3 separate regions of the Mus musculus genome follow, and all the other regions are linked to region 3. A link is a loop called in an ENCODE intact Hi-C map of the cell type or tissue named here. Cell type or tissue: heart. All regions are shown on one strand.

The links. A loop is a pair of places that touch in the nucleus more often than their neighbours do. Peaks named below come from ENCODE experiments on the same cell type or tissue, not always from the same donor. Only the 100,000 strongest peaks of a DNase experiment are listed, where the experiment ranks them.
Region 1: it touches region 3 in a loop (4-fold over the local background); 3 of 42 quality-filtered maps call a loop at or near these places.
Region 2: it touches region 3 in a loop (2.4-fold over the local background); 3 of 42 quality-filtered maps call a loop at or near these places.

Annotation. Positions count from the first base shown.
Region 1 is chr10:97,477,687-97,485,686 of GRCm38, reverse strand. It overlaps Dcn (decorin), which reads right to left and starts at 6,187. Exons shown (of 8, transcript NM_001190451.2): 1 at 5,898-6,187; 2 at 2,129-2,348. The coding sequence starts at 2,324. In heart, no CTCF peak of the experiment used is centred here; DNase peaks (open chromatin) are centred at 336, 3,286 and 6,126; H3K4me3 peaks cover 970 bases.
Region 2 is chr10:97,372,226-97,380,225 of GRCm38, reverse strand. No RefSeq gene overlaps it. Among named protein-coding and RNA genes, the nearest start is that of Mir3966, 47 kb to the left of the region's middle. In heart, a CTCF peak has its summit at 4,243; no DNase peak of the experiment used is centred here.
Region 3 is chr10:97,564,850-97,572,849 of GRCm38, reverse strand. Lum (lumican) reads right to left here and starts at 7,349. Exons shown (of 3, transcript NM_008524.2): 1 at 6,965-7,349; 2 at 3,744-4,626; 3 at 147-953. The coding sequence starts at 4,605. The coding sequence ends at 799. In heart, CTCF peaks have their summits at 1,788 and 4,935 (motif pointing left); a DNase peak (open chromatin) is centred at 7,099; H3K27ac peaks cover 385 bases.

The DNA.
Region 1 (8,000 bases), 87 kb after region 3:
ATATGTATCAAAATATTTCATGCTACATGTAATATATGCAATGTATATAAAATCACATATCCGTTAATAGCAAATATAAAAGGAATGAGTTGTCCTTTCCTTTTGGTAACAACTGGACTCCATAATTTGATAAAGACTACATTTGCTGATCAGTTTTCCAAAATAGTTCTTTATCTGATAAAGATAGAATGGAACTATGGGTCTCACACTGAATTCTGGTTTAAACCTCAAACTAAATTTTAACAAAACATGCAGAAGTACTTGGCAAATTCATGTGTACTTTCTCAGCCCTCTGTGCTCTAGATAACCAGGAAATGATGCTACAGTGGAGATAACTGGAGCCAAACGTCCCGGGGAATCTTCCAGAAGCTTTCACATCTCCTTATAAACAAATGGCTGAGCTCCAGCTTCTCATTTTTCATTTACTCTCATTGAAAATATGTTTAAGAATCATTGTGGTTTAACACTGGCACAAATAACCCTTAGAGCAGTGGCTCTCAACCTCTGGGTCCCAACTCCTTTAACAACCTTCTACCTCTAGAAGTATTTACATTACAATTCATAAGAGTAGCAAAATTACAGTTACAAATTGGCAACAAGAAATAATTTTATCACTGTGGGGTCACCATAAACAACATGAGGAACTATATTAAAGGGTCACAGTGTTTGGAAGGTTGAGAACTTCAGCCATAGAGGAAAACACACAGTCAAGCATTTAAATAGAAAATTACTTATATTAAATACAATATAGTCAATACTGACAAAAGTTTGAACATTGCATCTGTTTTGTCTCATTAAAACCTATGAAAATGGTAGTTCTAAGGAAACAGATAATAATGTATATTCCTACATCTGGAGTGCCACTGACCCATCATAGGGAAGAATATACTTACCAGATCACTGAGCAACCAGAGAAACTACCTCTAGCCTCCTGAAAGCCTCCGTGTATACCCTCACTGAAGTTTTAAAGTGTCAACATTGAAAAGTAAGATAAGTGTTTCTTGGTTGTTGATGCTGAACAGTTTACTTCTACGTTTGTCTGTGCTCCTCTGTAGAGCATATTTCCCTGGTTAATATTACTGATCATTTTTCTGCAAAATATGCCTAGCAAATTGCCCTGAATAACTATGGGGCTTCTCTGTGAAGCACCTTCTTATGCTGTGGTATTTCTTCTATAAGCAAGACACACAGCAAAAACACTAGTCCTGTGATCATGGTTTTTTTTTTTTTTTTTTTTTTTTTTTTTTTGCGATAAGAAAATAGACAAGTAAAGAGAAGAAGGGAAAGCAGCTGCCATGGGAAGCCAATGCATTAACCTTTGGCTCAACTGCTGGGCCTCCAAACTTTCTGAAGATTTATCTTCTAATCATGTGGCTTTTGGAATTCCAGGCCAATTTTTACTTTCAAACAGATAAGCCAGCTCTCTTTAGTGTATTGAGCTGAAGTTTCAGAACATGAGATTATATCAGATATTTACATTGTGCTTTAGTTATAAATATTCCTGTTGAATAGTTCTAAAGACCATAATCGGCTGCCAAAGCTACATGGGAACCCAGACCAGAGAATGCAGGGAATGCCTGTGCATCTTGAAGATAATTTTTTGTTGCACAATCCATCTCATTTTGCTTCTGATAACTATGCATTTTGCAAGTTAGTCACGTTTAATCTCTGTTGCCTGGAACCTGTAAAGAGTAAAGGGACTTTCCAAGTTTTCATAGTATCTAACACTTTAGGAAACCAAATCAAAAATTTAGAAAAAGAAACAAAAATGAAAATGGGAAAGAATAAACATCCCCCTGGAAACACAATATAGATGATGTATTGGTAGACATTTTACTTTGCAAAAAGGGGATCTATTCAAGTCATTAAGTTTTTTTTTAAAGTGATTCACTACAAACCTTTGTAGACCTGATTGAAAAGGGTGAGAGGTGGGGCAGTGTAGCGTGGAAAGCCTAAAGTGTCCTAGCCTCAAAGTTAATTCTTTTTCTCCTTGACTATTTGCCCTACTCCTCTTTAGGGGGTGTGTCTCTTACTTCTGGAATTGCAGAGATGAGACCTCAAAGGGCCAAGCACTCAAGAGAACTCAGTTCCATGAAGAAGAGGCATACCTTTGGCCAGACACACTTACCCAGATCAGAACACTGCACCACTCGAAGATGACACTGGCATCGGTAGGGGCACATAGATATCAGGGGATTGTCAGGGTCATAAGGGATTATGCCAGAAGCCTCATCTTCTAGCATGAAGTCAAATAAGCCTCTCTGTTCAAATGGTCCAGCCCAAGAGACTTGTGCCAGAAGGAAGAAGATGAGAGTTGCCTTCATGATTATCTCATGTATTTTCACGACCTGGGGACCAGGGAAACAAAGAGAAGGGTTTCTGAGCAAGGATGCCACTTGATTTATGTGCAATTTGATACATAATATATCATAGCAGAGTGAGAGCACAGAGAAAAAGTATAGAAAATAACATTTGCCATGAAGAAGTCAAGCATTCAGCAAAAGGTCTTTAAAAGGAGGTAAAGGTGATTACAGACATAAGTAAACCATTTCCTTGCCAGTAGCAATTCAAACAGTATGAAATAGTGTGTCTCATCTTGGGGTATGGATTAAGACGATATGCCAGATCACTGTCAGGGTGTCCTTGAATAAGAAATCATGGTTGTATTACCATGTTGGCTCAGTGCTGTCATATGACAGTCAAATAAAACTGTGCCTTTGTAGTAAGAAATCTCCAACTTCTTCCAGAGACATCTCCTTAAGCCCTATTCATCTCCAGATCCTCCTGTGTTTCCTTTGGTCTCATCTACCACCCCATAAAATTGTTGTAAAAGACTCCAACTTGTTTCTGCTCTAAATATTTCTATTATTTCAAATCATCTTCCACCATGTTGCTGCCCAAGCCATCGTATAAAATTTAAGGTTCTTCTGTACAGATCTACTGACACAATTTTTTGACATCTTCTGACCTGTCAATGATAACCATGGTTCCTAAGTTGGTTGAGAAGCCAGACATTATTTGGTATCAATTGGTACTTAAAGATACAATTCTCTGCATTTTCTCTCTCCCACTTCAACCCAGACATTTTCTTTACTTCAACCCCCCACACTTAGACAGCTTTGCCATTTTGATTACCTACCTTCTGAAGAAGTTTAAAGGTTACGTGAGATTCTGGGTCTCCTGCCCCTGTCTCCCCTCACTTCTCCTCTGAGCAGGGTGCTGCTCGTTACCGCTTCTGTGATCTGAAGCACGATATTCTGACCTCTTTTAATGAACTTATCATGTTATAATGGGCTTTCTGTGTTTACCCCAACATTAGTGGATGTTCTCCCTCAGGGCGTGCCTTAGTATTCCTTGTTCTTCACCCATGCCTTGCACAATATTTTGAACACAAGTGACTCAGCTACCATCAGTTTATTAATAACACAGTGCATTCTGCTGGCTCCAAGAAACCAAACAAGTCTGATGTCTTAGAGCCCAAATTGTATATTCACAGCAAATTTCTAGTTATTTGGATATTAATTAAAGATAACTCAAAATGAACAATCAAAAGAGATCAAGCCACCTATTTTTTGAACGGACATGGCTTAAGATCCCTCTTCAGCTCTTAGAAGTCATCCTCAACCATTGAAGGCATCACTTTCAGACTCGTGATCTCAAGAAGAGCTGCATCTCTGCAAATATGTTGGATTTACTCGCTACTATGTTTCCATATAACAATACACAGAATGTATAGCCTTGAAGCTTTTTCCAAAAACACTAGGAAATACACACACACACAAGTTAAAAAAAAAAAAAACTCCACACATTCATTTTTAATTTACATCTAATACTGCAGTATGTCTAAAACAGAATACTCCATACATAATTGTGATTTCTCAATTTAAAAAAAAATCATAAAGATTGTGATTCATCCAACCTCCCCAAGTTCAAGGGCAAGTGTCCTCTAGTAACCCAATCCCACTCAGCTGCTCTTAAAGGGAGGTTATTGTTTAGGGATGTTTATTTGGATTGCAGTAAAGGAGAAGACTGCTTCACATTAAAATAGAATGTTTATGGTTTACCACAAGTTTGCTGGACTTGCATATTTAATGCCTTGTAATTTTAGGAGAAGAAAAGAAATGAAACAACGTAATCTCAGATTTAATAAGAATAAGGAGCATTTCTGGAGATGTCTCTTTGTCATCTACGCTCCAAAGCAGACATGCCTGGTGACTTCCCTATCAACCCTAAAAAGGAAATGTTGAGCCCAGGCTCTGAGGAACACCATCTTTCTTTATATGTGTTTACCTTGTTAAAATAGGACAAATTCTCTGCTCAATCTTCCTTTAGACTAAAGCCTGATACAGCCAGACTGCATACCACTTCATTAATACCCTCTCTCTCTCTCTTTCTCTCTCATGTGTGTATGTGTGTATATGTGCAAGTGTGCATGCATATATGCATGTTTTTGAACTCTGTTATCCTAAAAAAATGCTTATAAATTTTCTTCCAGTTCTCCCATGAAATTTCTTTTAAAATATTTTTTATACTACTCAAAGATCCAGCGTGTTTAGAGCAATTAACTTAAGAGAAATCTTAAGAGTCACTGGTCCTCAACATTTCTTCAGTGTTTTTTTTTTTGTTTGTTTGTTTTGTTTTTTTGTTTGTTTGTTTTTTTTTCCTTTTGTTATAAATGGCAACTAGAACAACAAAAAACAATTTACAAACGAACAGGTTGTGACTGAAGCAACACTATATCTTGTAGAAACTGTTCCTCTCAAATATTTGTAAAGCCATTTTTCCACTAAAAAGAGTTGTTTAAGTTCCGAAATGTCTCACCAAAAGTAATCTGTCTGGCCCCAAAACAATCTTTCTTTATTTACTTAGCTATTTCATCCAGGTTAACTTTTGTATAAACATACTTATACTGTTGTTAGGTGTTTCAGAGTTAAAACTTAACACGTATGTATGAAGTGAATCTGTAAATCCCTCATTTTAAGGTGAATTTAAAACTTCAGTAACAATAGGAATAATTAAAATACAAGCAATAAAAATACATTTGTCCACAAACAAGAACTACAATAAAACCTATGTTTCTTTTGGAGAGGTCTGCTAAAATAAGCAGCTGCAGGAAGAAAAAGCCACAGGCACAGAGATCACTGGAGTCACACACTGGGGCACACGTAACCAGTGGTCCTCTGCTTACTCTGCTTTAAGTTAAAATGAGAATCAACCCCCACCCTCACCTCATAGTGAATGCACCTCATAAGAAAGGTTAATTTGCATCGAAAATATTGACAGAAACATTTATAACCAAAGAGCTCTGCAGCTGTATTATCTCAGATCTTTAACATCATAAATATTTCCTGTGTTCCTTTTCACCTTTCTGGTAATAATTCCTATTCATTTCTGGTGTTGCAGAAGTAGGCATTATATTTCTACAGCCAGAGACTTGTCTTGCTGATGTTTTAAAGATTGTGAAGTATGCAAGAACACAGCACGAGAAGAAACCCTTAAATACCTAATTTAGGCACAAGCAATATGCTAGTTACGAATGCTTTTCTGCTGACAGTTTATAAAGAGCAAAGCATTTCATCAGTACAAACACAAAACTACCAATATAGACAAGTCATGGTGTTAGGTTACAAGTTTTTAATAAGCATATTTGCAAGAACAGAAGCAAGAGCACAAAACCAATGCATTCAAACAGTTTTGCCTTTTTGTTTGTTTGTTTTACCGAGTACTTAACTTCTGTTTTCAAGCAATTCATTTCTAACGTTGTCTAAAGATTACTAAAAGTTTAGCACAGCTTCCTTCTCGTTCCTTTTTCTCACCAGATATTTTCTTCTGCCCTCCACTTGACAGAAGCTTTATTAGCCTGTAGCAGAGTTCAGGACAATTATTGAAAGCCATACCTTTTAATCCGGGTATTTGCCACAGGAGCCCTCAAAGCTGCGATGTAATTAACACTAACTATGCAGCCCAGGCAAAAGGGTTTGCAGGTGTGGAAAGAAGGAGGAGGGGGTGGTGCTGCCCTGTGACTGTCACTGGGTTGAAAACCTCCTGCTTCTACTCCATAGCACAGTTAAGAACTAAGGTTTCACTGCGTGAGCGCATCCAGCTGACACCCACATTAGATCATATGGTAATGATACGTCTCTTGTATTGTAGCCAGAAACTTTATCGGCCCCCTTCTCCCTCCCCCTCCACATTTGCTTTATCCCTTTGCATCCGCCCAGCATTCCAAACTGCTTTTGTAGTCTAGTGGAGCAACTTGATTTGAAATTTGTCTTTTTTTTTTTTTTCTAAAAGATTGTAACTGAAGAATTTGTCTCCCCACCCCCAACCCCATTCCAGTCTCCACCCTTTCCAGTCTTGTTTGTAAGTAGTATTTATTATCCTTCTGAAATGACTTTTTTCCCCCTTGCTTTGGAGATGTGTGGGTCTGGAAAATGGAATGGCATTAATCCTAAAGCTTTTTTAAATGTGGTCTGCAGAGAAGACTAATTAGACTTCCATAGAATTACTCCTGGGCTCTGAAGTTCAAGTGCTCTGGAGTTCTCTGTGCATTTTGAATGCATTTCTATGGTGTTCTGGGACAAAGCCAGAATTTAATCTGGAAAATATGTTGTTTATTATTTTCATTACCTACGGCTTCAAAAACTTCCTTACTGTCTATTCTTTGCTGCTGTTGTTGAATAAAACACATAGAAACTAGACACTGATTACAATAAGATTTAGTTTGTAAGTAAAGAAAAAAATAATAATTTTTATAGATGGGTCCCTTATGTAATTAGGACTTTCTGTGGCTCTTTTTAAATTTCAGTAAATAGGCAGGGGGAGGAGAAGAAAGTGCAAATTGAGTAACATGTTTATTCAGGCAGTGAAGAAAGTTTTTGGAGATTTTATAATTCCATCTCTGGATGCTGTGGGTTGCTCTGTTTGCCTTCCCAGGTTCTGACTCGCATTTTTCTGCTCAGGCCTCCAGGCTCTGATCAGGTGGGGACTTGAAGCCACCATCTATGAAAAAGGAGGAGATTCCCCCTATCCTTCCTTTACCCACCTAAGTGCATGCTTTGACAGGAAATATTTTTTTATTTTTATGGAGCTGGAAGGAATTAAATTCTTGAGAGGGAATCTGAGGGAGGGGGAGGATGTAGCTAGACTTATTTTGACTTCTTTCCCAAGTCTAACTGCCTGTCTTTTAACCTCTCCCTCCACACACTCCATTCTTGCAGAGTCGAAGCATGCTGAGTGATTCTGTTGAGTCCAAGTGTTCGCTGACATTGGTGTAAGGAACATGCCCTTTCTTCTGGCACTAATTGACTTTCTCCTCTGAATGTTGCTTGTATTTATAAGTTTCTTCTGACATGCGATAACTCCTTGCTCATTGCCTCACTCCCAGAAAACACACATAGTCCCTCTAACACAGTTACTATAGTCATTGTCTTTCTTAATCGATGATTTGTTTCTTAGCAACACTGAACTTCACTCTAGTGAGTCAGGACAAATTGTGGCAGCAGTCATTGCCTAATGTAGAATAAGACAGGAGATGAAAGCAAAGAAATAGGAAAGAAAAGTAGAATAAAGTTGGCAAGAGGAAACAAAAGATGCATATAAATTAGTTTGAATTTTTACTGGTGGGGCTGTTAGGTTTAAAGTTCATATCTGGGTTCTTCCCTTTGATGACAGGTTTAGGAATTAAAGCAACTCCCCTAACCTCCCCAAGCTTCAGTCTCTGCACCTGTGGAATACATAGAAAACGTAACTCAGTGGTTAGTCTTAGATGGAGCTTGAAAGCAGACAATGTATAGAACAAATTTATTTCAACTTACTTTCAGTATAAGTGCGCCATAAATATTACTTTCCATTATTTTCTGGTGTGTTATATAGTTTACAATTGAACTAGCCAAGAAGAGTTGCTCCTCCTGTTTTGAAAATATAAAAATTGAGAACCAGTGACCTCTCCCTGCCCATGAAGCTAAGTAAGACCCAAAGCACAAGGCAGCTCCCAGAGA
Region 2 (8,000 bases), 190 kb after region 3:
TTTGTGGCTTTGAGAGGGAGGATAGAGATGTGCGGGTTGGAGGCTTGTTCTGGAGACCCCCCCTCCCTCCTGTCTCCCTTCACTCTGAGCAGATGTCTAAGCCAGAGCAAACACTGATGCTTCCAGATGAAATTAGATGCCACTTCCATTGTGCATACCGCTTTCAGAATGTTCAAGACTAGCTTCAGGCTATTCTAGACTATGGAGATATCTATCATGTGGGCAAGGATACCTGGCTGTGTTATGGATACACTATCCAGCTGAACAGATAGGTTTTCCCCTCTTCTTTTTATTTTTTATTTTTAAAGCTGTTACGAAATGTTTTTCACAAAGTGTCCAACTCTAAATGTCTAATGAAGGAGTCATAGAAACCCACAAGAAAACGGTAAATTTCACTATTGAGTAGAAGTTTTCTTGTTTTCCAACATCTCCACTTATGGCAGCCTCTGCCAAAAACTTACTTTGATTCTTACTCTGACAGACAATTTAAGGCAAAGCAAAGTTCCTGGGTACACACTTCTCATAAGAGATTCTTAAGAGGGCAGGGGGACAGAATGGCAGCAATTGGCATTTCGTTTCTAATTGTTTTTCTATCAGACGTTCAAATGGGAGCATCAGAGCCCTATGTGAGAAGCCTTCTGCCCCTCATACAGCTGAGGTTCTCCTGTGCAATTTTTCACTGTCCTTGCATTGATTATTATACACCATTCAGAGAATTAACAGACTTCTGTCAAGTAGGAATGTGATATTTCAAATGAACTCTTAAATAGTAGGAAAGGGGCCTTGAAGGAGCAATTGGTGAGCTACAGACACATAGAGGAAGGTTGTACAAATTAAAGTTGATAAACTGGTGAATAAAAAAAGCAAGACCCTTTCTGTTGTCCAGAAAGTGTGTGTGGGGAGCTGCTTATCCATTTCTTTTGATCTGGATAGTGTTGGCAGATGCTTGTGGGGAAGTGCAAAGGATTCTGGGAGTAGGCAGTGATCCATGAAGACCTAGACAAAGTTCTCAAAACTGAAGACCTGTCTGGTGAATTTGATGGCTGGGATAAGAAAACACTGTCCCATCACTGGGACCTTCACTTAGCCTTGTTTTATGAAAGCAAATATCACATCACCTCCCTTTAGAACCATTTGGGACCAAAAGACTGTAAAGTAGACATGGTATCTGAACCTCCTCACAGTGTTGGTTAATCAAGTGCTGATAACAGCTGTGGCTGTTATAAACAGAGTTATCTATAAGATTTAGAGTTAGGATAACATTTAGAGTTAAGGATGGCTAAATGAATCAGGCTTCTATTCAGAAAGGCAGGAGTATCGCAACCAGAAGATTGATGCCAGCGATCCTGCACTGATTTCCCATAAACAGGATGATCCCACTTCTATGCCGAGGAATGCATGTGTAAGCCTGATTCATGATCTATGAACACCCAAGGGCTCAAGCATGGATAACACGTCAAGTGCAGATCAGATCCATACAGAGGCCTTCTGTACTTAACTCAAGGATTCAAACAAGTTTACATTCACGACAAATATTATTCTTTCTTTACATAAGAAAATTCTAATAACTGGAATTGCAAAAACTATTGATGTATGCCAGGCATGGCTTGTATGGTAGCTCCTTAGCAAAAGTCTAAAGAAATCAAGAAGTCAGCATAAACCAATCTCTACTCTGGGATTGGTACCAGAGGGAGAAAATACAAAATACTTGAAGTCAAAAGCATGGATTTCAGTCTGAGGAAACATTTTGAAATGTTGTCTTTATTATTTTGGACAAATCATTTAGTGTCCTGGACTTAGCTTCCTTGTCTTAATGACACAATTGTGCCAATCACCCTTGCTCTTCCTCTCAAATGGTTTACGGAGTGTGTTACATTTGTTGACTGGGCTCCTCTGGAAATGTGTGCTTGGCCCAGCCAGATTACTCGTTGTTATGCAGTTCTTCAGCTTTAGAGCTGCCTATTTCAATGGCTGATGTGCATCAGACACTCAATGGGAAAATTAACATAAAATTGAGTGGTCAGCGATGCAAGGGCAGGGATGCAGAAGCGCATAAAGTGACAGTCACTTGAACGTTGTTCATAGATACTTGGAAGTTTGCCTCTGAATCTAAGTAAACTAGGAAAGAAATGCACTTGGTGACTTGAATGTCATGCGTGAAGGTGACTTTGTGTCCCCTTCTCTCTATGACCTCCACAGTTAGTTATCTACAACAGGCTATCCACAGTGGTAGCAAAGGCATGCATAGCACCTTCTGGTACCATAAAAGCAAGTCCTTAGGAAGGCTCTCCATCAAATCCAGCTCAAGGGCCTCCAGGGTCTGTTTCTGAAAAGCATGGTGTCTGTCTCCAGCAATAGGGACTTAACTTCTGCCTCTGTGTGGGCAACCAAGGACAATAGCAAGAGGCTGTATGTTCTGGGATCTCTTGGACATCCCTGACCAACAACTCAAAACAGGGCTTTTTATGTCTGGCACTGTGCTTTTGATCCCAGTCCCAGTGGATCCATTTACAAAACGCTCCCTCACTTTGGGATCCGGGAAGATTCTGGAAGATGGGATTTGAAGGACCATTAAGGGACACAGGAGATTCATGAGAGATTGTGTCTCCTGGAAGTGTCAAAGGCTACACCAATAAAGTCTCACTAGTATGAATGCTGAAACATGAAGCTGAACAAGAACAACAGACATGCCAACATAGGTGGAGAAAGCCCACAGAACTATAACCATACACAAAGAACGACAGCCACATAAGGAGTGATGAGAGAGAGAAATAATATTTCTCCTGCAGGAGCATATCACTTAGCTATCCAATACCAAAGAGTCAAGCCTGAAAACATACATGAGTAACATACAGACTAAACTGCTTATATTTATGAATATGTATGAATATACTATGTGTACATATATGCATGTAACAACAATGAAAATTTGAACAAGAGCAATGAAGTTGATGTGGGAAGGATCAGATCAGTGGAAGGAAAGAGCGGAAGACATGATGTCTATAATCTAAAAAATACTATAATCTAAAAAAGAAAAGACTAAAAGGTAAATTATATGGTAAAAGTAAATTAAAGAAATAAATGACTACCCACATGTGCCCTATTCAATATGGCAGCTACAAATATTATTCTTTCTTTACATAAGGAAATTCTAATAACTGGAATTGCAAAGATTATTGATGTATGCCAGGCATGGCTTGTATGGTAGCTCCTTAGCAAAAGTCTAAAGAAATCAAAAAGTCAGCACAAACCAATCTATACTCTGGGATTATATGGAGCTCCTAACCACTTTAATTAAGCTAAAAAAAATGCAACAGAAATCAACTCATAATTTTATGTAACGTAATTTGATGTTGAGTTCAACTCAATGGTCCCATGATTAAAGGGTACTCTGTTAAGTAGCGTAGGTCTTTAATTTACACGCTGAACAAATGATCACATTTCTTGCTGGGATTCTGAGAGCATATTGTGGCTAATATTAGCATGTGCCCAAGGAAGAATCATTATAAGGAAATTTCAATTGTCAAAATTAAAGTTGTGCTTCCTCAGGCTCAGATCTAGTGCATCTCTTTGGTAAATCCTGCACAGTCTCACGAGAGGAGGGAGTGGGTGTTGGGTCCTGTCCGACTGCATTCACGCCTTCAGCTTTCTGGGACTTTGTTGCCTCCTTTATACAAGGAAGCTGTTAGATTTACACACTGGATGGGAGGATGTATATATTTGCTTTTAGGACTCCTCTGTTATTTCTTGTCTCGTGTGAATCTTTCCAGCTTGCTCTCCTCTTGCTTCTTCTGTTTGGTTGCATTTTAAATAATCTCCTGATTGAAAATTTTATTCTTCTGGATTTGGATTGTCTGGAAGATGTGTTTATAAGAGTCTAGACGTGTATATATGTGGCTTACACACTTTAATTCAAAGGATAACTGCAAATAGATCAACATAACCTTTTAAAAAAAGAAAAAGAAAAAAACATTTTCCAAAGATCTAAATGGAGGAAAGATCGTTGTAAACTTAATAAACTGCAATGTTAAAACCAATCTAAATCACAAAATCAGATTTATTTGTATCCTAGGAGCTTGTTGAGCACAAGTAGCTGCATTTGCAAAAATGCAGATTACTGGTGTGGCCAGTAACCAACTAGAGTTAAAGAAGAAACAATTCTGGAAACTCTGGTCCCTCTGGCTCCCCCGGTTCTCTGCTCCCTGGTAAAGATGAAGAGTACACAAGCCCCACCTACTGGACAACATGGGAATAGCACCCAAGAGCTCAACTTTAATGTCTGTTAACTGGCTTTTGTTTGTTTGTTTTGTTTTTCTTTTCTTCTTCTTCTTCTTCTTCTTTTTTTTTTTTTGCCTTTTTAAAATTAGATATTTTCTTTATTTACATTTCAAATGCTATCCCGAAAGTTCCCTATACCCTACCCCCGCCTTGCTCCCCTACCCACCCACTCCCACTTCTTGGCCCTGGCATTCCCCTGTACTAGGGCATATAAAGTTTGCAAGGGGCCTCCCTTCCCAATGATGGCCGACTAGGCCATTTTCTGCTACATATGCAGCTAGAGACAGGAGCTCTGGGGATACTGGCTAGTTCATATTATTGTTCCACCTATAGGGTTGCAGATCCCTTCAGCTCCTTGAAAATGTGGTACATTTACACAATGGAGTACTACTCAGCTATTAAAAACAATGAATTTGTGAAATTCTTGGGCAAATGGATGTATCTGGAGGATATCATCCTTAGTGAGGTAACCCAATCACAAAAGAAGTCACTTGATATGCACTCACTGATAAGTAGATATTAGCCCAGAAATTTAGAATACCCAAGATACAATTTGCATATACCCAGACACTATTGCATTTGCTAGCAAGATTTTGCTGAAAGGACCCTGATATAGCTGTCTCGTGTGAAGCTATGCCAGTGCCTGGCAAATACAGAAGTGGATGGTCACAGTCATCTATAGGATGGAACAAAGGGCCCCCAGTGGAGAAGCTAGAGAAAGTTAACTGACTCTTAAATGAGAGTGATAATAATAATTTCAATCTTAGTATACTGTTTTAAAGTTATATCCCATAGATATTTAAACGAAAATACCTCTAAAATTGCAAGTAAAGTCTTAGTAAATAACAGGGAGTCCAGATTTTAGAAATTGTGCTAACTGCATCAGATCTTGTAACACATTCTGTTTGACATATCAAAATAGCATAATCCTAAGCCACCTCTTAACATCATGATTTTCTTTTAGGCTTGGACCTGAATACAGATATTTCGATAATATAATTTAATTCCACTTAATACTTAGAAGAAATGTTTGATAAGCATAGCCCTTAACTTCAAGAACTGTGCTGTTTCAATATATAGGGGAAAATAGAGATGTATATTCTTTTATTTCGCTCAAGAAAAAGAGCCTTGCTTATTTTTAACCAGAATCAGGAATGAGTGGTCCTGCTGAGCTGGTTTGGGCATGTGAGGCAGAATGAAATTTTTCATAAAGTTTAGTAGAGAGATAAACCAAATTGCTGGATAATATATGTGAACATCTTTAAGGCATGAAGACATACCTTCCACTGTTACAGTATCAATAAAGCAAAAATTCTGCACCAAAATGGAAACTATGAGTGACCTTTAAAGTGCTTCAGGAATGGAGTTGGGGAGCTACCTAGATTGGATTCCAAGCTGTACGTAAACATCCATAAGTCTGGCATAGATGTAATTTCCACTGGGTTGGTAGATTGAAGATACAATTATTAAACAGCTAGTTTCGTTTAATGCCATCCACTAAGCTACTTCACACTGTCAAAAACCTTTTAGGTGTTAGACTCGAGGCCTGGAGGATTCTACAATGAATGGCACCCATGATTCTCTGAGTTCATTCCCCTGGCACCTGTGTTCATGTAACCAGCTACATATGAAAGAGGCAAATGGTCATTGGTTTTCAATTCAAGTTATACCACATACCATATCGTCATTTTTTTTAAATTGGTTATGAGACAATCATAGAGATTTGAAAGCATAGCAGGAACGCTGCCTTGTAAACTCCACTGGTTTTAACAAAACATTGCTGCTGTCCTGCACGGACTAATAAGGGTTTCATGACCTTCGCCACACGGTGAATTTAGCAAATTTAAATAATTGAGGCAATGATTGCTGAAGTAGCATCCTGCGTTTCTCGCTCTACCAACAGGAGGATGAGAAAGATGGAGTTAAATTCCACAGCCTGCACTGCTGTGGTTGTCACGCACAGCTCTCCCTTTCCAAAACCCTCAAAATAACTTATAAATGCCACATAGCATATGTGCTGTAATAATTGGACGTACTATCGGACTTTCTGTTGGACAGTCCCTTTGGAACAGACAAAATCTATAAAATTCAGCATTTTGCATTTATCCCGCTTTGTGTTTTGAGTGTTTTAAAGAGTGTAACTATAATATCACTTGACAACTTGGCAGGCTCAGGGCTGAATAATGGGCACTTTGGGGTATGCAGTTTTATGCTTTTTTAGTTGCTGTCTTTTTGAGGCATCTGTTGGGATCTGGAAATCAAAGCAATAGTATAAACGCACAACTCTCGAATCATGAAAATTAAATAAAGGAAGAGACTTTAAGGTCTAACTTAAAATATATTTTCACAAAGTATATTTCGTAGCTTCAAACAACCTATAAAACAACCCCTAATTTTAAATTTTTGACTGAGCTTTGAAAATCCAAAAGATGATCATGTATTATTTTATTAATTAGCTTTCCTATATCTGGTCTATTCCTATGGGTGAAGAGACTCTCTCTACCTTGGGTTTCCACATTCACCTGAGGCATGTGCACCTAGGTACCACCACGCTGTTCGCATGAGGCAGACGCATGAGCGGATGTGAACAAAGACAGGAAGATTTTAGTGTTTGTAGAATATGTCCAGGATGGCTGAAGCCCACTCATGGCTTTTTCTTTCTTTGCCATTGTTTGTTAATTTTTATTTGTTTATTCACTTAGGGCAAGGAAAATGGTTGGGTCTTAAAATAACCTCTCTAGACCTCCAGACAGATACACAGAGAGAAAAATCAACTATGCACGCACACACACACACACACACACACACACACACACACACACACACACATGCATGCATGCACTCACATGGAGAGAGACAGAGAGAGAGAAGGAATGAGGGAGAAGAGAGAGGGCGAGAAAGGAAGGGGGGAGAACACTCAGGACTACAAGAGGAACCTTCCAGAATGCAGACAATAAAATGGATTCTTTTAATCAAGGAATAAATGTACTTTTCTGATATGCTAATTCCAGTGAATCCTTGTTAGATAAGGATTATGTGTTTAGTTAAAACCTAGATGAGGCATGAAGAACAAGAATGAGCAATCACTGAGCACCTCCAATCCTGAGAATCCAGGATGCTGCTGGTTGCTTTTAGTGGTTTAAAGAATGGATACAGAAAATGTGGTACATTTACACAATAGAGTACTACACAGCTATTAAAAACAGTGAATTTATGAAATTCTTAGACAAATGGATGGATCTGGAAGATATCCTGAGTAAGGTAACCCAAATCACAAAAGAACAAACATGATAAGCACTCACTGATAATTGGATATTAGCTCCGAAGCTCAGAATACACAAGATACAATTTGCAAAACACATGAAACTCAAGAAGAAGGAAGACCAAAGTGTGGATACTTTGATCCTTCTTAGAAGGGGGAACAAAATACCCATGGAAGGAGTTACAGAGACAAAGTTCGGAGCAGAGACTGAAGGAAGACCTTCCAGACACTGCCCCAACTGGGGATCCTATACCAAACCCAAACCACCAAACCCAGACACTATTGCAAATGCCAGCTATATTTTGCTGAGCAAATCCTGATATAGCTGTCTCCTGAGAGGCTCAGCCAGTGCCTGGCAAATATAGAAGTGGATGCTCATAGTCATCCATTGGACAGAGCACAGGGTCCCAATGAAGGAGCTAGAGAAAGTACCCAAAGAACTGAAGGGGTTTGCAGCCCC
Region 3 (8,000 bases):
AGGTGGATGCTAGAACTAGACAAACTGTGGGAAGCTCTATGACCACACAAGTAAGATATGGCAAGCTGGCCCCCTCTTGGAATATGATTGCTCTCTTTTATGTGTTTTATGAGACATACAGTTCTCACAAAAATGAACACCAAGATGCCAGCTTCATTGTTTTATTTTGCTATCAACTATTAATCATAACATGCAAACAATCAAAAAGGAACATACACATGACAGAGGAAAATGACTCAAGAAAAGTTTCACTAAGTAACCGTGCAAATGCTTACTGCGAACTACATTTCTGTAAGTGGATGCAACTTCATTAATTTTCTTTGGTATCTTGCAAATTACTGGCTTCAAAATGCAGAGTATAAATGTCTGCAAAACAGACTTGACATGTCAAGATAATTTGGATTAGGATAACAAACATCCATGTATATTTGTTTCATGTTTTTGAAATCATTAATGTAAAATCTGGGAACCATAAAAAACTTGGCTGATTTCCATGCAATCAGTAAAAAGGCTTTCATACCATCTGAACATAGAGCTGTAGAAAACATTAAATTTACAAATAAAGACTTAAGTTTAACGGGTTTTGTATTTCTGTTCTCAGGATGAAAAAGGCCTGCTTTTCATCTTTTATTTAAATGTGGTAAATGTTCATAAAACATTTCCTTCATTAATTAAAATCCATGAAGTAATACCACCAGCAACGAGAAGGATATTGTGAAAACTTTAAAACATCCCCCACATTCCCAACCATGAAGTTCTGCTCCAGAACATACTTCAATGTATTGGAATGAGAGGATGTTAGTTAACGGTGATTTCATTTGCTACACGTAGACACTCATACATGTCAGGAGGCAGACTGCTCTGAGTGAGAGGATTGCCATCCAAGCGCAGATGCTTGATCTTGGAGTAAGACAGTGGTCCCAGGATCTTACAGAAGCTCTTCACATCAAACTCTGCAAATAGAAGAATAGAAAAGTCCAGTCAACTTTCCTTGTGCTATATTGAAATTACCATTTTGAAAAATAACCCGTGAATGATTTTTTTAGCAGATAGTCTGTCACATGTAGAAAGTCATCTTTACTGTGTGTTTTTTTTTTTTTTTTGTATTTTTAAAATAAAAACCACTGAGCTTATATTTCAGGCTACTAAAGTGGCATCACAGTATTTAGTAAACACTAGGGTGAATTAAATAAAATGTATCAAAAAAAGAATTTATTTAATTTTGATAATAAGGTTTAGAACAGCACTCAACTAATATGAAATGTTTAGTCTGACCTGAAAAAAATATGAATTGTTTGAATGTTCTCATCAGTGAAAAACTCACCCTTGTACCCCCCCCCCCCACTGAAAATGATAGACTTGGTTAATCAATCACTAAAGAATTTTCCATCAACCACACAATATGGCAGAGATTCAAACAAGGCACAAACTAAATCATGCAATGTGTAGCCAGTATTACTTTGATGGTTGAGACGATGCCACAAGCAAGAACTCATCTAGTCTTTAAATAGAAACCAAGATTATTACTAGAACTATCTATGTTCACACAGGTAAGTTTGACCTTATGCTTGTCTTGTCCTCAGATTGTTATTTTGTTTTATTCTCAAACCCTAGTAAGCAATAACAAATAAAACTCAAGCACTTTGCTCTCTAGTCTCTTATGCGTATTTGAACAGCATTTTCAATGTAACTTCTTGGTCTTCCTATAATACTCGTCTCTGAGAAGGTATGATGTAAAGAAGGAAGAGGACTTTAGGTTGCAGGCTATCTCTGGTGCTTAGCTTGGGCATTTGGAGCTCTCAACTGCCCCCTCTGTCTGATGTAATGTATTGCTTTCAGTGAGTTACAAAAATTATTCAGTTGTTCAAAGCACATTACACTATATCAACACACTGAATGTCCTCCATAATTGATATCTTTTTAACCTTTTTCCCATACTTAATTCACTTCATCTGAAGAAGATTAAGATTGACTTAAATTAATTCTTAGTCATAGATCTGGAATAGGAATGACTGTCTGGGGTTGTATATTGAAGCCCTGTAATTTTCGGGGGGGAGGGGGCGATGGTTCTTCATTTGCAGATGTGATGAGCCACGGGTTAAAAATAGTTTTTAAATTTGCATATATAAGTACTGTAAACATTTTTATTGCTTTTGTCCCTGAACATAATAGCATATAACTTTGTAGATAGCATCATCTCAATTTTGCTGAACAGCATAATTTGTCTATAGAAGATTTCGTGTACAGGAGATGACATACATACGGACATATGGAACTATTATAGCATCTATATACAGGACTTGAACATCAGTAGAGTTTGGGATCCAAAAGAGTTTGAGAACCAGTTTTCCATAGGTACAAAATGTTGCGCCTTTACATGACCTTAAGTTCATTTTTACATGTAATGTTCAATGTTGAGAACCTGATTTAGGCTGAGATAATTGCAAATAATAAATGAAATCATTACTTAGAAAAATTAAAGAATATGAACTATCACATATTAAACTTTACACTATAAACAGTTGTGCCAGTAGAATTGTGCTAGTCTGAACTCTGTGACTTGTAACAGTCAAACTGTCCCAAACCTTGCTTTCATGGATTTAAAAATCCATTTCAAAATGAAATTGAAAAAATGGTGTTTATATAGGCAATCACATTCTCCTTCATGAAAATGTGTAACCTAGGAGATACATGAAATTAAAGAAACATTTCAATGTTGTCACAATGTCCTACTTCATTTTTTTCTGATAGCAATATTTTTATCTTGGCAAGGGAGGTGAACTTTTCATTAGATAAACAAGTTCAATTTGAATAGACAATGACTGCTTTATATGTAAAATTATGTTTTCCACCTGAAATTTTCACACATTGGTGAACTGACACATTTCTGTGCTAAACTCTATTAAATGGTAAGGTTGTGATTGAATGGTGTCATTTCCTGCCTGTTTTCATATCTTCTGAACTGAAGCTGAAGAGGATGGAAGCCTTCAAAGAGCAGATCAAGTCCAGATCCATCATGGAGATAAATCAAAATAAAATACATCAGCACATGAAAAGAACCATGTGTGACGTGGGTGAAGTGAAGGGCTGTACAAAAGCTAAGGGCTCTATAAGGATATCTTTTAAATAAATAGATACTTAAAACCTTTTTCAACACCTTTCCTCATGAATTTGTTTGAGGACCACATACACTGTGTCAGAAAAAGAGTGGTGGTGCTGGCCATGTTAATAGGGTCATATAGTGAACCTCCAGATGTTAGGGAAGATAGGGCCATATGTGTTTGCTCTGAGTCAGGCAAGTGGTAGGATGCTTGGTAGCCTGTTCTTACTGCACGCATGCCTTCTGAAGGTTTTCTTCCTTTCCTCTACTGGATCATGCCACTTAGTAAAAGGCAGCACACAATTCTACGCAAGGAACAAACTAAGCAATAACTGAAAAATATTAAGAGAGACATCACTGTCAGTTAGCCTCAAATAATACTAATAGATTAAATGAACAATTTTATGGCTTTAGTAGCTCTTGGTCTCGACACTCTAAGGAAAGGCTAGGAACAATTCCGTGTATGACTGAGATAGAATTCCATGTTTGGATTTTGTTGTTCTTTTAATTCGTTCTTATTACATTGTGAAACCTAAGTATTTTAACTCTCAAAGTGTTTGATACAAACTTTAAGTATATAAGTAAAGTTTAATGTATACTTTAAATAATTCTAACACGGGGGGGGGGGCATCTTTATACTTACTTTCAAGTTCATTGACCTCCAGGTAATAATTTTCAAGATTTTCATTAACTGTTGGTATACTCTTAAGCTTATTATAGGAGAGATCAAGCTCGAGCAAGGATGATATATTAAACGAGTTTCCAGGTACCCCACTATCAGCCAGTTCATTGTGAGATAAACGCAGGTATTGCAGCCCAGTGAAGCGCTTGAAGTACTCATCCGGAATGTTGCTGATCTTATTATTGTCTAGGTAGAGAGTTAGAAGAGATGTAGGTAGACCAGCAGGCAGCTTGCTCATCTGATTGAAGCTCAAATCCAGGTACTCTAGTGATTTGAGACCTTTCAGAGAAGCCGAGACAGCATCCTCTTTGAGCTGGTTGTGTTGAAGATAAATGAAGGTCAAGTTGACCAGCCCGTCGAAGGAGCCGAGCTTGCTGATTTTATTATTGGTCAGCTGTAGGTCTTGCAGGGACTTTGGAAGTGGACCGACGGACTCGGTCAGGTTGTTGTAGTTTATATGCAGTTTCTTCAGTTGTTTCAGCTTAGAGAAAACCTTTCCTTTGATCTTGGAGTTTTCTAGAAGGTTGTGGTCAAGAATGAGCCACTGCAGGTCTGTGACGTTCTCAAAGGCCTTCTCATCAATATGGTCGATTTGGTTATTCCTCAGGTAAAGGTACTTGATGCCAGGAGGAACCATTGGCACACTCTTCAACTTGAGGTCATCACAGTACATGGCAGTTGGGTAGCTGTGGGGGCAGTTACATTCTGGTGCACAGTTGGGTGATATTTGCCCATACATGAAGAGAGGGATGTCATAATCGTAGTATTGGCCACTGACACTACCGACTAATGCCAAGGCAAGAGAGAACGCACATACATTCATTTTCAGCAAGTCCTCTGTGACCTACATAAAGTGGAAAAACGAATCATTACAGCATAATATAATTTCAAGGGGAAAAAAAGTTCAATTTTCATTAAATTCATTAACAAAGTGCGTTTTTTTTTTTTCATTTCATTTTCAGTGCCTCCAAAATAGTGTCTTCACTGCCCTTTGAAACTTTCTATTTAAGTATAAGGAGAAGGCTGCCGGGAAGGGGAGGGTGTGTGTGTGTGGGGGGGGGGGGGGGCGTGTTGTTCACACCTTTGGGTGGAAACAGGTTTCAGGTGTGTACGCATGCGCCCCCTTGTGGTCTGGCTTCCAAATTTTTAGGCCCTGTCTTCTGATACTTCCTTAATCGATATATCAGTCAGGGTATTTCCTGGTGGCACCATCTCACACAATGTGAGAAACCCTATTTAAGAATATCCCCTAATCCAGAAGAAAGGACACTTAGAAGACAACAGGAAATTCCTCCGTATATTCTGCCATCAACATCATTAAAATGTCTCATTAGAGAGATCCTAAGTGGGTGCAGGGGCAATCTGTGGTTTTGCCCTGAGGCAAACTGCTCTTGCTGCTTGTGAGGTAGAAGAGGCAATAAGCGCATTCCTTTCAAGGGGCCTTGTTATTGTTGTGGATTCTGGGGAAAGGGGGTTGAATTCTTAGATGGATGTTTACATTATTTGCAGCTTAACATCCCCTGCTTTAAAATCCATTGGAAGCTGTATCTGAAGCTAGTATTTAGTAAATTAATTTTAGAAGAACAAATATTTACCCAACAGGGAAACGTCAGACAGTGTTGGCTTTTATATCCAAACCAAAAAGGATACCAATTATACGAAAATAACCTTCTCTCCAACTTTAAAAGCTAAGTCCTTCTCCATTTTAAATCATGAGTTCATCTTCTTTGTGCCAACTGTAAGGTAACATGATTTGCTAATGCAGATTTTAGTGCCTTCAGAAAGTGGAGGCAGGAGAAGGCAGGGAATAAAAGACAAAACAAAAATAAAATAATAGTGATGTTGGCTTCATGAAATGTGTGCTGAGAGTGTAAGTTCAAAAAATTTCCTGGTAGTTATTTTCACATAACATATTTCTAAGATGAGATTCAACAATGATTCGAAATTCAGAGAAAAGCTAGCCATTTGCATAAAAGAAGGCTAGAACTTAAGAGTTGGGAATCACAGAATGCATTGTAAGAAAGCCCATGTTCCTGTGAGTGAAACAACATGAAGAGAATCCACATTCAATTACACCCTGCATTGCATGATATTTCATGCAAATAATATGAGACAAGCATTTGCATCAGGTAATTTGGAGGAAGTAGAAGTTGGGAGACCATGCATTTTAAATATATATGCTTTGCTTTAGCTTAGAATCATGACAGACTTCAGGAAAAGAAACATTGAAAAAGATTTTATGAAAGATACACTTGAAATTCTAACCTCAGATACAGTCACAATGCTAATAAATTATGCCCTTGCCCATGATTCTGATGGGAATTTTTAATTGAATAGTTAGGATTTGCCCTGCCTAGCACTAGGAACACAGTAACAGTACATAATCACATAAATGAATCTGTTGATTCATTTAAGTTTTGACTTTTTAAATGGAATATGCATACTAACAAAAATTTATTCCACAGTTTTGGCAAAGTAAAACTTAACAGTCTGAAATCAAAGCAACCTTGTGAACATACAATGCCTCCTCTGTGAGGGTAAGTCATACATTCGGCCCCTACTTTTTTAAATACCTCTGGTCATGAAAGAAATGCTTTTCTGCAAAAATGTAAATTGTTTCCCAGAAACTTTTAAAAACATGTACCTTAAGGTGTATATCCAAAACCACAGATCTTTAAAATGAGCAAAACACGGAGAAGTGATCCACACAAGTAACTGAGTCCTCCTGCTAACATTTTATAACCCAGAATGTTTATTGCGACCTGTAACAACATATTTTATTGCAAAACCCCTTGACTGCTGCTGGTGGTAGTGGCCTTTTTCTGTCTCAATACTAGATTTCAACATTATAACAATATGTAGCTAATTAGCATAGATAACATTTTAATTTCTGTACGTTTTTGAGTGTCTAACTTTTTTTTTTTTTTTCATTGCAACCTTGGAACGTTTTAAATTTCCCTTGCCAATCAGTCTGGCATACAGAGTGAAATTAATCCAATAGTGATGGAAAGTATAATAGGTAAAATGTGAAAATAAATGTTCAAAACTGTCATTGAATAGCAAATTGGCAAAATTCCTCTAGATCTTTTTTTTTCCTGTTCCTGTTAAAATTAAACACTGTCCCCAAGACTCAGCATCCCCTGGGGTATAGTAAGAAAAAAAAAAAAAAAAAAAGCACTTACCTTACTCTCTTGACACTGTTTCCGTTAATTTCTTAAACAGGCACACTGTGAACAAGAATCCACTAACATATGCTGTGAACTCTGTCAGGGTGGGACTGGCTGCCAGAGTCTCAGTGATACAAGAGCTGAGGAGCGTGGGGGGTGGGGGGGGGGGACCAGCCCAATCACGCCAGCCTCTGGATGAAGTTATGTCACTGTGGGCTCTTGTGGTGTTGCCTCTGAGCAAGCTTCTCTCTAACGAAGTGCAGGTGGACAAAACAGACCCTTCCACTCTGGAATCGGGGTTGGGGGAAGAGAGAGAGACAGAGAGAGAAGTACTTTACTGGATTAAACCCCTAAGAATCGAGCTTGCTACAAATGAGGCAGTTCGGTGTGAGAGGGTTTCTGCTGCAAACTTCTGAACTTCTGCATGTGTGGTGGCGGTGAACTGTGATCTGCTCAGCCAAGTCTTGTGCTCCTGTAAAGACCTCATAAATCACAAACAGAGCAAAGAATCTCAGGAAAATGCAAATGAGCACACGCAAAGGAACTGAGTCTTTTTTTTTTTTTTTTTTTTTTTTTGGCCACCCCTCTTGGATTACTTATTTGATTCACTTGGGTTAGCTTGCTCTTTGTCCTAAGGATGCATTCATTTCTGTACTGTGAGCAGCGCTTCATATACACGTTGAGACAACTGATAGGGTGAATGTCTTCTTTAGCTTGTCATGTTGAGGAAACTCTTTCTCATGTTCTTCAGATCTGGAACCACTCAGCCAAGGTCTGACCTGTTTTTCATTTGTGGATTTCCTCAGGAACTCACTCAAAACCCTACTTGAAGATTATATTCTATACTTTAAAGCCAAAAAAAGCAGAACAAAGATAACATAAATATATCCTAAAAATATCACAAGTCACTAATCTTTTTCATTCTGTTACCAGACTATTCTGACTTTTTTTCCAAGGTGGAAGGCACCCAAAGTTGTGGTCTGTCCAAAGGCCTGGCTTGATAGAGTGTTCTAACTCACTTTCTGGTATGTAATGTAGCAAATGAGTAATT